2 separate regions of the Homo sapiens genome follow, and region 1 is linked to region 2. A link is an interaction called in ENCODE POLR2A ChIA-PET data of the cell type or tissue named here. Cell type or tissue: endothelial cell of umbilical vein. All regions are shown on one strand. Region 1 holds the start of LOC105371093 (a long non-coding RNA gene). Region 2 overlaps MRTFB (myocardin related transcription factor B).

What was found. ChIA-PET counts read pairs that join two places held together with the same protein. Peaks named below come from ENCODE experiments on the same cell type or tissue, not always from the same donor. Only the 100,000 strongest peaks of a DNase experiment are listed, where the experiment ranks them.
Region 1: POLR2A ChIA-PET joins it to region 2 with 5 read pairs; 5 of 35 experiments call an interaction of 5 or more read pairs at or near these places.

The regions. Positions count from the first base shown.
Region 1 is chr16:13,922,234-13,930,233 of GRCh38, forward strand. ERCC4 (ERCC excision repair 4, endonuclease catalytic subunit) reads left to right here. Exons shown (of 11, transcript NM_005236.3): 3 at 4,328-4,523; 4 at 5,795-6,002. It overlaps LOC105371093 (a long non-coding RNA gene), which reads right to left and starts at 4,373. Exons shown (of 4, transcript XR_007065000.1): 1 at 4,292-4,373. It also overlaps the pseudogene RPS26P52. In endothelial cell of umbilical vein, a CTCF peak has its summit at 1,677 (motif pointing right); a DNase peak (open chromatin) is centred at 1,698.
Region 2 is chr16:14,104,755-14,112,754 of GRCh38, forward strand. All of the region lies in intron 2 of MRTFB (myocardin related transcription factor B), which reads left to right. Among named protein-coding and RNA genes, the nearest start is that of MRTFB, 37 kb to the left of the region's middle. In endothelial cell of umbilical vein, no CTCF peak of the experiment used is centred here; DNase peaks (open chromatin) are centred at 4,517 and 7,797.

The sequences.
Region 1 (8,000 bases), 180 kb before region 2:
TTAGTATGTAAATTTGTACTTTTTTTTTTTTAAGTACAATTTCCATTTTATTTTTCTCCAGAGAATAGTCTGTCTTCAGTCTTGAAGGACTCAGCTCCCTACATCACCTTTGGTAGGGGTCGTGGGGCAGCACCCACAGGTCTAAATCTGGGTGGGGGTGTTCGGTCCTTGCAGGCTTCACAAGATCGATTCCTGACTACTTTGTTGTGAATTGCACAACTCACACAGTAATTTAGCTTCACATACATCTTGGGAAGCACATAGGCGTCGAAGATGCTCGCTTCAGAAATGTCCCTGACTGCTGTGGCCTCCACTGTGTTTTGAATGACGAATTTCTTAATGGCTTTATCCTTGGGCACACATCAGGCACAGTTCGTGCAGCAAATAGGCTGCACATGGCCGCAGCCCTTTTTGGCATGACCGTTGTCCTTTCTTTTCTTTGTCATCTTGGAGGCACGGACCGGAGAGGGTATTTTCTACATTTTTATTTTTGTCTGTCTCCTCTGCTGAACGCTCTACTAGAACCTTCTAGTGGGCACTACTGGATCCTTTTGTTCAACATTATGCTTCCAACTTTCAGCATGATACCTGACACATTGTAGATGCTCAGTAAATATCTGTGACCTGAATAAGTAACTAAATGTTAGATTAACTTTTCATTGTTTTCTAAGCTCTTATTCAGTAAATACTTGCAATTCGTTAGCATTTGCTTTTAGAACTTAATCAGATTTGAAATGTTTATAAATAATCTTTGTATATTTCCTAAAATATTTAGTTTTCCTCCTTAAGATTTTTTTGGCATTATTTGAAATTAAATCAAGTAGTTGCTTGCTTATTTTGAGGAAAAATTATTTTAGCTAGAATTAAATAGAAAAGAAATTCATTTTCATTATCCTTTCAAAACCTTTTCTGATGTCCCCAAAGCTAATGTAGGGGCTGTGCCTCTGTGCCCTCATATTACCCTGTATTTCTCCCCAGTCATAGTGCTCACAACACTACATTATATTTATGTGTTTGTCTATCTCACTCACAAGATAAGCTGAAGCACAAGGAACAAGTTGTTCATCCCAGGCTAAATAACTGGTACATGGTAGGCACTAAAGACGTATTTGTTGGGTGAATGATGGATGGATATAGTACTGTGATCGTTAGTGAACTTCTGGAGGCAGAGAGACTCTGAAATTCATAATCTTATTCCCACTGTATCTGTCATGTTGCCCTGAACCTAGATGACCCTCAAGAAAAATTTGATAAATAAATGTGTCAATGAATGCTTCAATGGTAAACCGACTGAAGAAGTTTGGTTACTCTTTTATAACTTTTATAATTGTTATAAACAGTATCATAGGCTCACCTGGTTTTGAATGCTAACACCCTGCTTACAAAGCAAACTCCTTAATTTTCATTAACCCCAGTTTTCTCATTAAGAAAACAGTGCTTCCTGAAGTTATTATAAGGATTAAGTTAATAAAATAATTTCTTAGTATAGTGCCTGGTACACAACAAACTCTTAGTAATTCATACCAAATAAAATTGGCCTTTTGTAACCAGAAATCTTGATACACCAGTCTTTTACTGTTTGCTGCTTTCTTATAAGCTTGGTTTTACTTTATTTTTTAAATTGATTTAAAAAAATTTTTTTGTTGTGTTTAAAACTACCACTAGGTGTCAGTAATATCCTGTGACTTTCAGTTACAGTGCAACCTAATTAGGCAGAGAGCAATGTGAATTTATGCAACGTTGAAGTCTGGCTTATCTGTAGCTCCTAATGAAAAATGCCAAATTCCCTCCTCCTTTCTGATCAAAGCCCACCGAATAATGAAGCTGGAGCTGTTACTGATGCTTGGCTGAGTGGAATGTAAATGAATGCCAAAAATGAATTCTTTTGAATTCTTTCATCCCCTGGGATCATCCCCCAGGACTGACCAAAGAGCAGTGCGTGAAGTGCAGGTAACCCTCTGGAAAGGCTGAATCCCCCAGCCCCAACTTCTTCACCTGTCACCACCCATTATTACCACCACACCCCACCCTGGGAATCCCTGCTAACCAGAACTCCTAACACGTGGGAGAACTATATAAATATCTGGTGAGGTTGTACCTTGAAAAGAACAGGACAGGAGGATGCTTTCATTGCCAAAACTGACCCTGACATCTCCAGACAGAACTAAGAACACACTTTCTGGGAAATATATATGTATTTTTCAGTTACACTTTTGATTTGTGTACCCAGTGCTGTGCCTCCACTTTATATTCATTCAACAAATATTTAACTCACTAAGGGTCCCTTGTTTGGCAGGAAGGGTGCTGAAGATAGACAGATGAATGGGACAGTATGGTGAACTCGTGAGTTAGACTGCTTCTGGGTTTGAGTTATCTTCATCTTGCACCAGCTGTGTATTTTTAGGCAAGTTTCTTAATTTCTCTATGCCTCAGCTTACTCACCCGTACATTGGTGATAAAGATAGTACCTTCCTCCTAGGATTGTCAGGGTGAAATGAAATGCTTATATGTAAAATACTTGGTAGCATGGCACATAGTCAGCATTCTATGATCTCTGTGATCTCTGCCTGTTGGTGTTACGATGTTCCTGTTCTCGGGCAGTTTAATGGAGGAGACAAGTAAAGAAGTAGTTATAGTACAGTATGGGTACAAAATGTCATAGGAACAAAAAAAACTAAAGTAGGCTTTTGTGGAGCTAAAACTCCTCCCAAAAACCTAACCTGCTTCTATTATTTTTATTTTTTGAAAAAGGAGTGTCTTGAGTTGGTGTGACTAAATAGGAATAACATGATTTTACACATGATTTGGAACCTTCGGCCTCCCACTTGCTTGCTGGATGACCTTGGTTAAGTTGCTTCCCTTCCTTGGTCTCATCATGATACCTACTGCATGGAATTATCATAACAATTAAATGAAATGAAAATCTATAGAAACACCTAACCCAGTTACCTGGGATGTAGTATCAGTTCTCTTCTTCCTCCTGGGTTCCAACCAAAATAAAGACAACTTTTTGGAGCGCAACATTTTCTTAAATTGAGTTTCTCCTTTTCTTTGGAAGTTCATTTTTATTATTCTTGACTCTACGTAATATTTCAATCCAGGCTAACAAAATGTGGCCTCTTAGAGTCCTTGGGAAAACCCACCAATTAGGTACAGAATATTTTCTGAGTAGTAAATTAGTTATGTACGTGTATTGGGGGGGTTATTGAAAATCCTTTGTCTATGAATTCCTAAATAACATTATTAATTTTTACTATATTTGGAAGATAATTTGCTGAGCTAGAGTAAATTTAGCTCCATCCACCTCTATCCAAAACTTAAACATTAAAATAGTAAAATCTGAGTTTAGTTTATTGAACTATTAGAAGGGTCATAAATCACTGTTAGTATTATTGTCCATACCCTTCCAGATATGAGAACTGGATCAAAAGCATGCAAGTACCATTATGCCAAATATATATAAGGTAACCAGCTTGATTTAGGTCTAAAAGACAGACTCGTCTTGGAGTAATTGTGGTTTTGATCTAGAAAGCATGTCTGTATGCCTTTATGTCATCTCATGTTTCTCCCTAACTTAGCACTAATCACACTGCATCAGATGACACAATATATATGAAAGATCTGGGTCAGTAGTCTCATTTCATAAATAACAAAGCATGTATAATTGTTCTTATTTTTGAGATGCTGAGGTGTTATAATCATGTACACCCCCAAAGACATGTATAAGTATGTCGATTGAAGGTTTTTGTTTTAAATGGACTAATTTACCTCTGAATTGACTATCTTCTGATTCTGAAAATTGAATTCATCTCATAGGTAATGTAGATGTTGCCCAGACTTCTAAAATGTGGCTATTTTGTATAGTCCACATCTGATTCATACATTAAAAAAAAAAAATTCATGACCTACTTTGCTTTCAGAAATTCTTCCTCTGACATGCCAGAAACACCCCACCCCAGGGCCTGTGCCCTCACTGTCCCCTCAGCCTGGCAGCCTGGAACTCTCTTGGCCCAGATGGTCACAAGGCTCCATCCAGCCTTTATTCAGATACCACCTTGGTGAGACCACCCCTCATACATACTCCCTCTCCTCCTTCTCTGATTCATTTTTTCTTCTCAGCACTTGTAGCATCCTAAATATTTTACGTATTTATATTGTTTATAGTCAATTCCTTGAGGACAGGGATTTATCTCTGTTCTGTGCGTGGCTATATGCCCAGTCTAGAATGGTGCTTATTCATTCTCTTGTAAGTACTTAAGAAAAATGTGATGAATGAATGGCAATTACCTACCTGTTCTGTAGTTTAAATTATGTTTCTCCCCCTCAGGCATCTTGGTGTATAGAGCCCACAGAATAATCGAGTCTTGTCAAGAAGCATTCATCTTGCGCCTCTTTCGCCAGAAAAACAAACGTGGTTTTATTAAAGCTTTCACAGACAATGCTGTTGCCTTTGATACTGGTTTTTGTCATGTGGAAAGAGTGATGAGAAATCTTTTTGTGAGGAAACTGTATCTGTGGCCAAGGTAAAGAACATTATGTGACAAATAATGATGACATTATTTGTCATCTTTGTTTGTGAGATCTACTGTAACTTAGTTGCACTTTGATGTAATATAATGTAAAATTCATTGTAATTTTGTTTGATAGAACCTAGTCAGTTTTATAACAAACACATCCAGCTATAAATATGTATTCACCAAGTTTGTGGTTTTATTTAAGTCGAGAGCAATTTGATGGTTGCTTTTCTGCTGGTCCATCACATCCATCCAAGACAGCCACTTTATTCTTTCTTACACATTTAGGGAAACTCCCAGGGATCTAGAGACCCACATATACAACAGCTTTAGGTGTACAGCAGATTTATTGGCTAACATTACCACTTCTGCTTTGAAAATTACTCAACAGGGAAATAAAGCACAAAGGTTTTGAAGAAGTTTTATTAATTTCTAGGAATAACATTAAGGTTTCAGTTTTCAAACATTTTTGCAACCTATGCTACCATGTATTTTGGTTATAATATATGTTATTTTGAGAGTAGTTGTACACCGGGTGCAGTGGCTTACGCCTGTAATCCCAGCGCTTTGGGAGGCCAAGGCAGGCGGATCACCTGAGGTCAGGAGTTCGAGACCAGCCTGGTCAACATGGTGAAACCCTGTCTCTACTATAAATACAAAAATTAGCCAGGCGTGTTGGCACATGCCTGTAGTCCCAGCTACTTGGGAGGCTGAGGCAGGAGAATCACTTGAACCCAGGAGGCAGAGGTTGCAGTGAGCTGAGATCGCACCATTGCACTCCAGCCTGGGCAACGAGCGAAACTCCATCTCAAAAAAAAAAAAAAAAAAAAAGAGTAGTTATAGTATTTTTAACTTTCTTGATTATACCTTGTTTTAGGAGTCAACAAACTCTTCATGTAAATGGCCAGGTAGTAAATATTTTGGGCTTTGCAGGCCATATAGACTGTCACAATTACTCAACTCTGTTATTGCCCAAAAACAAGTATAGACTGCTTACATAAGTAATGGTGTGACTGCATTCCAGTGAGACTATAGAAACAGGTACAGGATTTGGCCCAGACCGTAGTTTGCTGACCCTTTCCTTATCTGAATAATACACTGCTTCTATTCATTGAGGTTCAAAGTGTTTTTGAAAATGTTGTTGCTTTGCTTTTCATTTGTTTGTTGTTTTGCTTTTCGTGTTGTTTGTAGCATTTATAAAAATGGGGTGTTAAACCAAGACCAGAAATACATAGCTGCTGAAACTCTAGAAAATTGTTGAAAAATATTTGTCTCTTTAGGTTCCATGTAGCAGTAAACTCATTTTTAGAACAGCACAAACCTGAAGTTGTAGAAATCCATGTTTCTATGACACCTACCATGCTTGCTATACAGACTGCTATACTGGACATTTTAAATGCATGTCTAAAGGAACTAAAATGCCATAACCCATCGCTTGAAGTGGAAGATTTATCTTTAGAAAATGCTATTGGAAAACCTTTTGACAAGGTACTCTTTTTCCTTTTAAGCACAGTTTATTATGTTGTAATTTTAAAGAATGCAAGTTATTTTAATATTTGCAATGTTGTTAATAGGAATTTGCTGTTATTTAAGAATAAAATTGGAGGTCACTTAAAAACATAGCTTCTTTGGTTTACTGGAAAGTAATAATTTATAGTAAAGTATGTGGATTGGCATATAAGCATCACTCTGACTTTTGCAGTTATAGTAAGTGATTATCTCTTATTTTAACTATAATCAAGAAGAAAATAAATAACTTTTTTTACTTTGAAATGACAACACTTGGATGTCTACAGGTAGAAGAGTTTTACATAAGAATGCTCCATAATTGTACATGAATTTATGATCTCTTTTATGGAATAAAAAATAATTTGGATGAGTTTTCATTACTGAGGAGTGTGAAACTTGCTCTGTCTTAAAATTACATTCTGAATTGAGGAAATGGTAAGACATCAGTTCCAGGAATTTTTATTCTAACTAATTTTTTATTATAGATTAATATTGCAGATATATAAATGTCTACTTTTTCATTATAGATTAATATTATTACAGATACATAAACGTCTAGTATTGAATTGGAGATCCAGAAAATGCTGACCTTTTAGAAATTCTTGGCAGCCTTTTTGTCATATTCTGGTAGAAAAAGTTTCTGTCTTTTAAACTCTGAGTCAATCTCTATGTCACTGGCAATAATGCGTGGCGATTATAAAAAAGGAAAAAATTGACTTATTTCTCTGATTCTTCAAAAAAGTCAGTTGACTATGAATATTGATACATAAAACTAATTTTATATATTCTGTTCCTCTGTGCTTAAAGTTTTTTATGATTTAGTCCATGGTGATTTTTTTTAAATCCCACACAATCTTTTAATAGAATGTGTATATCCCTAGAAAAATAAAATTGTAGCCTAACATGTTTCACACTGAATTTCTGTTGATTATCCCCCGGTTAGTAACAGTCACTTCATTGTTTTAGATATTCTTTTAGTAACCATATCTAAATATAGATATCCCATGTGTCTTGTTAAAATGTTTAATATTTTGTAGATGATTTTACAAAAAAGGCATGTAGTTATATATCCCAGTTTGTTCAGGATAGTCCCAGTATCTACCTGTTGTCCTGCAGTGATTATAAATAGTGTATCATTTCTTTTTCCACAAGTGTTCTGGTTTAGACAATAAACTATACAGTCATCCAGATACTTCTCCTGCTCATTATTAAATTTGTTAGATAAGATTCCGTGCAATGGTACTGCTTTTATATCAGGCTACAAATTTCTGATTAAAAATCAGATAATTCTGTACCTAAAAAGTAACAGAATCAGTCTGTGAAGGAAACATACATATACATAGCTGTGGATATGTAGGTACCTACATAGTGTATACATAAAGCTGTTCTTTGTTTTAGACAGCATTTTGGAATCTTAAAAAATAATTGGCCGGGTGCGGTGGCTCACGCCTGTAATCCCAGCACTTTGGGAGGCCGAGGCGGGCAGATCATGAGGTCAGGAGATCGAGACCATCCTGGCTAACACGGTGAAACCTCGTCTCTACTAAAAATACAAAAAATGAGCTGGGCGTGGTGGCAACGCCTGTAGTCCCAGCTACTTGGGAGGCTGAGGCAGGATAATGGCACGAACCTGGGAGGCGGAGGTTGCAGTGAGCCGAGATTGTGCCACTGCACTCGAGCCTGGCTACAGAGTGAGACTCCATCTCAAAATAATAATAATAATAATCAAACTTAGTCCATTGTTAATTTAACAAATATTTTCCTATCATGAATCCACTTTAGAAAAAACACTAAAGAAATTTTTACACCAACAAATTATGGTACGTTGTTATTTAATTTGATAATTCTTATTTAATTTGTACATGGGCATCAAACTAAATTTTTCATTTCTTGGTTATACCTTATTTTAAAGGTCAAAAAACATGATACTCATGTACAAATTAAATAGCAATGTACCTTAATTTGTTAGTAAGCCAT
Region 2 (8,000 bases):
CTTAATGCAGGGATGTAGGCACCGCAGTCCATTTTCACGGAATAGCTATTCCATTCATTGGATAGCCCTCCCAATTCGGATGTTTGATTGATCATATCTACATTTTGTTGGCCTGCCATGTTGAAGACATTGTAGCTGAGTAGTTAGAGGACACATGGCACTGAAGCGTATTGACATTTCTGCTTCGTTATCCTTGTTAGAACTTAGGGCTGTCAGGATGCCATCAGTGCCCCTTTCTTGGTCTGATAATTAGGAGTGGAGGGAGTGGATGAAAGTACGAGGCCATCTGTTTAAAAAAAAGTAAGTGAACTGATGCCCAGAACTAATGGAAAATTTAGTGTTATAGAAGTCAGTAAACTCTCAGAAAGTGAGCATTCTAATTAAGAATGAAAAATGGAACCCATTATTTCTTTCCTTTGAGTGAAAATAACTGAGCTGATAGAGGCCTTGGGAAGTTCTCATACTACCCCTTGTACCTCATTGCTGTCTTTTAAATTAGACCAGAGAAGTTTCTCCTTTGTCTCTTTCCTAAATTGTTGATGACATCTTTTATAAAAGGTCATCAGAAAGGAATGATGTTTACTTTAAAAAAAGAAAAGTTGCACTTTGTATAGCTATGCCCTGATTAGATGTATCCTTCTCTTATGATTTTTTTTTTTTTGAGACAGGGTCTCGCTCTGTTGCCCAGGCATCAGTGCGGTGGCATAACCATGGCTCACTGCAGCCTTAAACTCCTGTGCTCAAGTAATCCTCCTGCCTCAGCCTCCCGAGTAGCTGGAACTATAGGCACGTGCTACCGTACCCAGCTAATTTTTAAAATTTTTTGTAAAGATAGGGTCTCACTGTGTTGCCCAGGCTGGTCTCAAACTCCTGGCCTTAAGTGATCCTCTCACCTCAGCCTCCCAAAGTGCTGGGATTACAGGTGTGAGCCACAGCACCTGGACTCTTAAGGGTATTTTAGATTTGTGAATTAATAAGATGCTGTCCTTTTGTCAATGAAAACTCTAGTACTTATGAAAAAATAAGCTTTACTGTCATTATTAAAGTTAAGGTGTTCTTAAAGACGTAAAGTTAAAATGCTGTCATTCTGTCTCTTCACACTAAGAACAAAAAGCAAGTGATTGTGAAGTATTTCAGTGGGTTGAACCTTAAGGTAGAGCTTGCCTTTCCTAGTATTATAAGGAGCACTTTCCCTAGTTGCTATGGAAACAAATATGAATTGTTGAAAGTTATGGTGTAGATTGTGATACAGATCTGCTGTGAAAGATAGATGTTGCAAACTAAGTCTCTTAATGCTACCACAATAATGATTTCAAGAACAGATATTTACTGTACACTTGTGTGTGTGGTAGGTACTGTGCTAGAAACCTGGGAATGGAGGTGAAAAGGCAAGGTTCTCAACCCCATGGAGCTCAGATTCTCCTGGTAAATAATAAACAGACACATGGACTAGAGCAGGAGGTAGATAGAATGGCAGTGAGTGCCAGGTGCAGTGGGAGTGCTGCTGAGGGGAGTTGGGGAGTGCTTGCCGTGACTTTAAGGATGTGTAGCAATTTGCCAGTAGAGAGGTGGGACGAAGGTGGTGTTCCTACAAGGGAAACTGCATAGGTAAGGGCTGAGAGGTGAGGAGTTACTTTAAATCAGTTCTTTCAAATCACTATACTTCTTACCTATACTGTTAAGAAATATTTGGGGGATCTTAAATTTTTGAATTCATGGGCTGATCGAGTGTAGACTGAATCAGCTACGCCACTTGACTGTAACTATGTGAGTGAGTTATTTAGCCTCTCCAAACCTCATGGGGTTGCTGTGAGGATTAAATGGGAGACTCTCTGTAAAGGGTAGAGCTCAAAGTTTGACATTTAGTAAGCTCTAAGTAAACATGAATTGCTTTTTGGCAGTAACAATATTATCTTCTGGTAATTTTGAAGGCTTTTGTAAGAGTGAGGGTATCATGTTTTTAAAACATTTCCCATGCTTGCTGGATGACAAATCTTGTTTGTAGTACCCTATTGAATACCTAGTATGAGGTCAGCATTGGGCTGGGACTCAGTGAGGGGAATTATACATCGCTCCTATCCCTAGGCAGCTTCCAACTTAGTTGAGAATGAAAATGGACAAATAGAAAATAAGAGTAAAATTGTATGTTCAAGTGTGCTAAATGGCTGCATACAGGTTTTCAGTATATCACAGTAGTAGTATTGCTTGTGTGGCCCATTTACTGTTTTCCAGGAGGTCTAGGCGTAGGTTACCAGAGAGAAACAGAACATAGAAATGGCAGTTAAAACCAAAAGAGTTGAAAACTCAGAAAAAAAATTTAATAGAAAAGAGCTTAGCTGGGTATGGTGGCACATGCCAGTAATCTCAGCTACTCGTGCGGCTGAAGCAGCAGAATCACTTGAACCTGAGAGGTGGAGATTACAGTGAGCCGAGACCGTGCCACTGCACTCCATCCTGGGTGACAGAGCAAGACTCTGTCTCAAACAAAAAAACAAAAACGGAGGAAAAAGTCTTTTCTGTGTGGTGGACCTGCTGGCCGTAAGAGAGAAGCAGTTGCCTCTGTGGTGTGATTCTGGGGCTCACGCCTAGAATCTCTCTCCCATTCACGCCTAGAATCTCTCTCCCATGGAATTGAAATTCCATCATTTTGCAGGACCACCAGGAGTAGCCAACCACACATCTGTCATTTTCATTTTAGCACGAAGGGGTTTATCATATTATTTCCAGACAATAGTTTTGGACCAGATACAAGGTTTAAGAACACTAGGCATAGAATAAATGGTGAGCACAGTTGGGGAAGAGGGGTGAATGTACTAGATGACAGACTTCATTTTGGTCTCTAGGACACTCTCCAACAAATAGTTCAAGAACCAATTCTGCATGACTGCCCTGTGCCAGCTACTGTGTTAGAAACTAGGGATAGATGCATAGGTGAAAAGATGAGCTCCTCCACCTCCGTGAGCTTTAGGCTTATGGACAGATGGAAAGATAAAGATAAACAGATAAATGTAATGCACATGGGGAACAGTTGCTGGAGAGGAGGATACAGGGTCAGCATACCCAGTGTGAGGTACACCAAGGAAGAGGGCACAGTAGGTGTTGTTGGGATCTGTAGAAGACATGCCTGCCTTTGGTCTAACACCACTTTATCGTCTTCTCCAAGTGTCTAGTCCCAGGTAAGGACAGGGAGACCTGAACTTTCGTTTCAGATATTGGCCACCCCTGCCTTCTATTCCTATCACTGCGTCTCTACCAGGGACCCCTTTTCTGCAGTGGGTCCAGGCCACAGCAGTGGACTGTGGTTCTTCCAGGGTTGGTGCTTAGAGTAAATTGAGCTAATAATTTCTACCTGGCTTCAGTCTTTAGACCAGGGTCACATGCTTCTGGGAGCCCTGGATCTGAAAGAACTGCTGGGCCCGATGCTAGATGCTGTGAAGGAGTAGTATTGGGGTGGGTTAAAGAACATTCAGGAAATGGAATTATTTACAGTTTTGCATGTCTCTATTGCTCTTTCTTAGACAGAACAAGTATATATGGAGTCCTCTACCACATGTGAATCTTGAATATTTGAATAAGATGAACTTCTAGCGTTCAGGAAAGAACACTGTGAGGACATGAGGTTGAGTTTCATCATAAGCTTAAGTTCATTTAACAACCCTTGATAGAACATTTCTAAATGCATAGTGGTAACATACTGAATTATGCAGGGAGAGAATTTAGAGCCAATGGACAACATAATCATCTGTCTGGCTGTGTACATGTTAGCTGTTAAAGTCAATATGTGAGAGATGGTCAAGTAAGCTAACTGCGGGGGAACTTGGCCACTTTGTAGAAATTTGGAAAGTAACATTTAAGACTCCTACCCCAGGAGGTTACTTCTCTCTCCCCTTGGATTGGAGATTCTGGATGCATTTTATTTTTATTTTTAAAGAGAATACTCAGTTATTTCTCAGAATAGAAAATAATTATTAGAGTTACATTCTGAAAAGCTGTAGTTATTGGTGAACTTATTATGTGTGTGTTCATATGTTTTAATCAAAATGATTTCATGATGATAGCAGCAACTTCACCAACAAAGAAAACCTTTCCCCCATCGTCTCCCCTGCCGAATACAGTAGCTTGATATTTGGGACTTTTAAGGCCAGAAGTGTTAATGTCTGTTATTTACTGGAAGCATATGTGCACCCCTCTGTAGTAATTCGAAAATTGTATAATCCATTTTAAACTTTGTACCCATTTCTATTTTATTTGTCATTTTTTCTATTCCTGGCTTGATTTAAGTAGCAAAATTATTAGAAGAAATTGATCTTTAAAGGATTTAAGGCTTACCTGTCCAAAGGCTTAAATATAATTTCTTCATTGTTTCTTAGCAATTTCTATAAAAATATGGTATTATTTTTATACAGGAAGCTGAAAAAGCAGGCTGTTCCCAAGGAAGCTGTTGTGTAGTTCCTTCCTTTCTAAAGTTTAAGCTGAATGCTTTTCCTCACTCTAAGTTCAAGGGCTTAGTTTACACGCATAAAAATAAACTGAACAGCACCTGCCACTTAGTCACAAAAGAGAATGTCTCGAAGCCACTAAGCAAACGGATGTACTCAGTTTAAGTTTCTGAGATGCTTGAAGTGTGTGGTTAAAAAAAAAATTTAATTTCAAAATGAATAGTATGAGGATATCAAGAAGAAAACATAAACCAAAAGGTGAGGTTTGATACCTGAATTGGGTACATTTTAATTGCAGAATTGTCATCACTGCAGATACTGGTACTTAATACGTTCAAATAGTTCAGTACTGTCCACTCTAAATAGCTATTTTAATATGGACAGCTTGCCAAAGTCCGTGGTACCTTGTTAAAGTCCTTGTTGACACCGATGGAGAAGATGAGATCACCAAGTTGTCCATTTTTATTTAGTATAAGTAATTGTCCCTGGTTACCATAAGAACCGTGGAAGCTATGTTTTTGTAAACTTCTTTCAAAGTTCTGAAGTCAGTAGGAAATTATCTAGAAACTCCTGTTTTATTCATGAATGTTGCCTGTAAAGAAATGTAGAGGCCCTGCTAAAAATTATAGAGTACTTCTTGTTGTCAGTAGAGTACTATGAGCTGACAGTATAAAGAATATCAAATACAAATTCCAGTGTTTGCCAGGGAACCATACACATGGCTCAAGATTTTCATCACAAATCAGCCAAACAGCATCTTAAATTCTGTTCCTGAGTCAGAAAAGGAGAGGAAAAAGGAAACCATAAGGGTCAATATGGTTTGCCCTTTAATCTCAAAATCATTTTAATGATCCTTAGAGTAGAGCTTGTGTCTTATTTACTCTACTACCTTGAAATATGGACTTACTAGAAACATCAAAACAGTGTCTGGAGAAGTCTCAAAGTCTGAGCTGGGCTCCCTATGAAGGGGCAAGGCAAGCTTATCTTCAGGAAAGTCCTGGGGTAAAGCCAGACCAGCAGCCTTGAAGCCCTGGTGGCTGAGAGCTAATCCTCCTGGACCAGATATGTGCAGAGGCCAAAACCACATGGCTGGTTCCCTGGTAGAGTTTTTGACAGTGCGAGTTTAGGCCTTGGGTCAGGGTGGGCAAATAGGAAACTGAGAATGGATCCTATAAGAGGCGGTGGAGTAGTGAAGGAGCTCTGAAGGCAGTCAGGGAGGTAGGGTTCTAGTGCCAGCTTTGTCAGCAACTAGTTTTGTGACATTAGACAAATCTCTTCATGTCTTTGGGCCTCCACTTCCTCATTTATAAACTGGGGGAGCTGAATCCCATAACCTCAGAGGTCCTGGCCCCTTTAAGCTTCAAAGTGCTGTGATTCCAGGCTCTCTACCAGTACAGTGCCATGCCTTCCATTTTGCAGCAGCCACACCACCCTCTCCTGGAATTTCGGCTTGAAACTCATCCACAGCATGCCATCAGTCACCAGGTTCTGTCCATTTTTTCTCTAGGAAATGTCTTGTCTTTTTCCTTTCTCCTCCTCGCTGCTCCACGTGAGACCAGGCTTTAGTTATATTTGTCAGGATGACTACATCATCCTCTTGCCTTCCACCCTTTCTCTGCCCCAAGGCCCCAAACTTGCCCCTATTCCCAGCGTGAATCCCTCCTTTCCCATCCTGTCCCGTCCCATCTCATGCTCTGAATCTCGTCTCCCTTAAACAGTACTTCCATCATGAGCATTTTCTTGCTCAGAAATCATCAACCTGCTCTGTGGTTTTTAAGATCCTCTGTAATCTGATCCCACCCTATCCATCTAACTTTGTTTTCTCTTTCTAACACACCCTGCAGTGTAACAATACCGATTTTTTGCTGTTTATATGAGCATTCCATGTTTTTTCCTACTTCTGTAACTTCCTTTGTTTCTTTCCCCTAAATACCTTAGCCTATAAATTTAAGAAATTGAGAGGTAAAAAGAGATAGGATAACTGAATAAAGTTCTGCAGATTGGAGGTGCAGGTGGTAGAGGGAGAGGTGGGGTTAACCCTGGAAAGAAGAAAATAACATTTGGGAGGCAGCAGGGAAAGACAAGTAGATGTTAAACATGCAGAGATTTTGAGTCAGAGAGAAGGAAGTTTTAAGAAGCTTGCTCACATCAAGTGGCCTTTGCCCTTAATAAAATAGAAGCCAAGCTCATCTGCTCAGTGATGAGGGGGTGGTGCTGGGTCCTGAAGGAGGTAGAAAATCCCCACTTGCTGTGGACATTGAGGTGAACATTCACTAGAGGTGAATAAAGAACTTCAGAAACATTGAGAATCCAGTTGAAGTTGCTTAACGTGAATTTGGTGGACTCATTTCAGTTTTCTGGATGTGCTTGGTGCTTGGCTTCAAGGACCTGCATGGGCAAACTGAGAGTTGGGTATTGGTATTGCTGAAGTGGCTCTATCCCCTCTACCACCCACTGCCAGCTTCTAACCTATATGAAGAGGCAAACAAGAGGGAGGGGCTGACTAACCTGGAAGAGGGAGGTGCTGAAGCCTCAGAGAGGTGTTGTGTCCATTCATCGTTCACTCCCTGGTTCCCCCTTTTTCTCGGTCCTCTGGCGCCTCTTTCTACCTTTCACCCTCAATTGATGGCTTTGCTTCCAAATGCTGAAAACACAGAAGGAATGAGAAGAGAACATCTGCAGACTCCACTGCCACACCCACCTGGGTGTGTGCTTGTGCTCAGCTGTCCCTCCATACGGTGGCTGGGCGCTCTGAGCTCCCGTCCAGGGCGCTCCTTCTTACTGGGTACCATCCCCCCTGATCTCTCAAGGGCATTGCTTCACTGATTTGTGTCCTCCCACCCCATCAGTTCTTCACTGTTCAAGGGCAGTGTGGAGTAGGGGCAGAGTGGGATTTAATCAGTGCTGAAGCTCTGCCGAACAGGTATAAAGAAACAATGGGGTTTAAATGAGTGACCCTGAAGCAGAAAGAGTAAGAGCCCATATCAAGGGAGGTAGGAAAGGAAAAAGGTGGCAGGATCAGTGGTGTGGAGACCCCGGTGGGATTAACGGATTGTTGGATCCAGAATTTGAGAGATAGCTAGGAGGCAGTGGTCAGAGGTAGGTGCGTGAAACTGGGGAGATCACGGAGTGTTCCTGGTTTAGGGAATGATCATGAGGTGAGTGGCTGAGGAAGAGTGGATGACGGGGTTCAAAGGTAGGAAATTCAAAGCTGAGGGCTCCAGAGAGCTGGCAGGAAGAGTGGTTTGGAAACAACAGTGATGAGCTGGCTCGCCTCCAAGCCTAGTAAAGCAGGAGGATTGTGAGAGGCAAAAATCACCACCACTTAAAAGGGCTGCAAAGGAAGCAGTGTCTTCCAGGTGAGAGCCAGGTTTCCCTGCTTCTTCTCTTATTCCACCACAGTCTGTTCTTCACATAGAAGTCTGATGTTTTCATTTCTATCTGTCCAGGCCTGTGTGACCTGACCTCTAGCTGAGTTTGCTGTTTCTGCTCCAGGCACTGGCCTGCTTGGTGTGTTGAGCACACCAGGGATATTTTTGCCTTGGGGGCCGTTTGCACTTG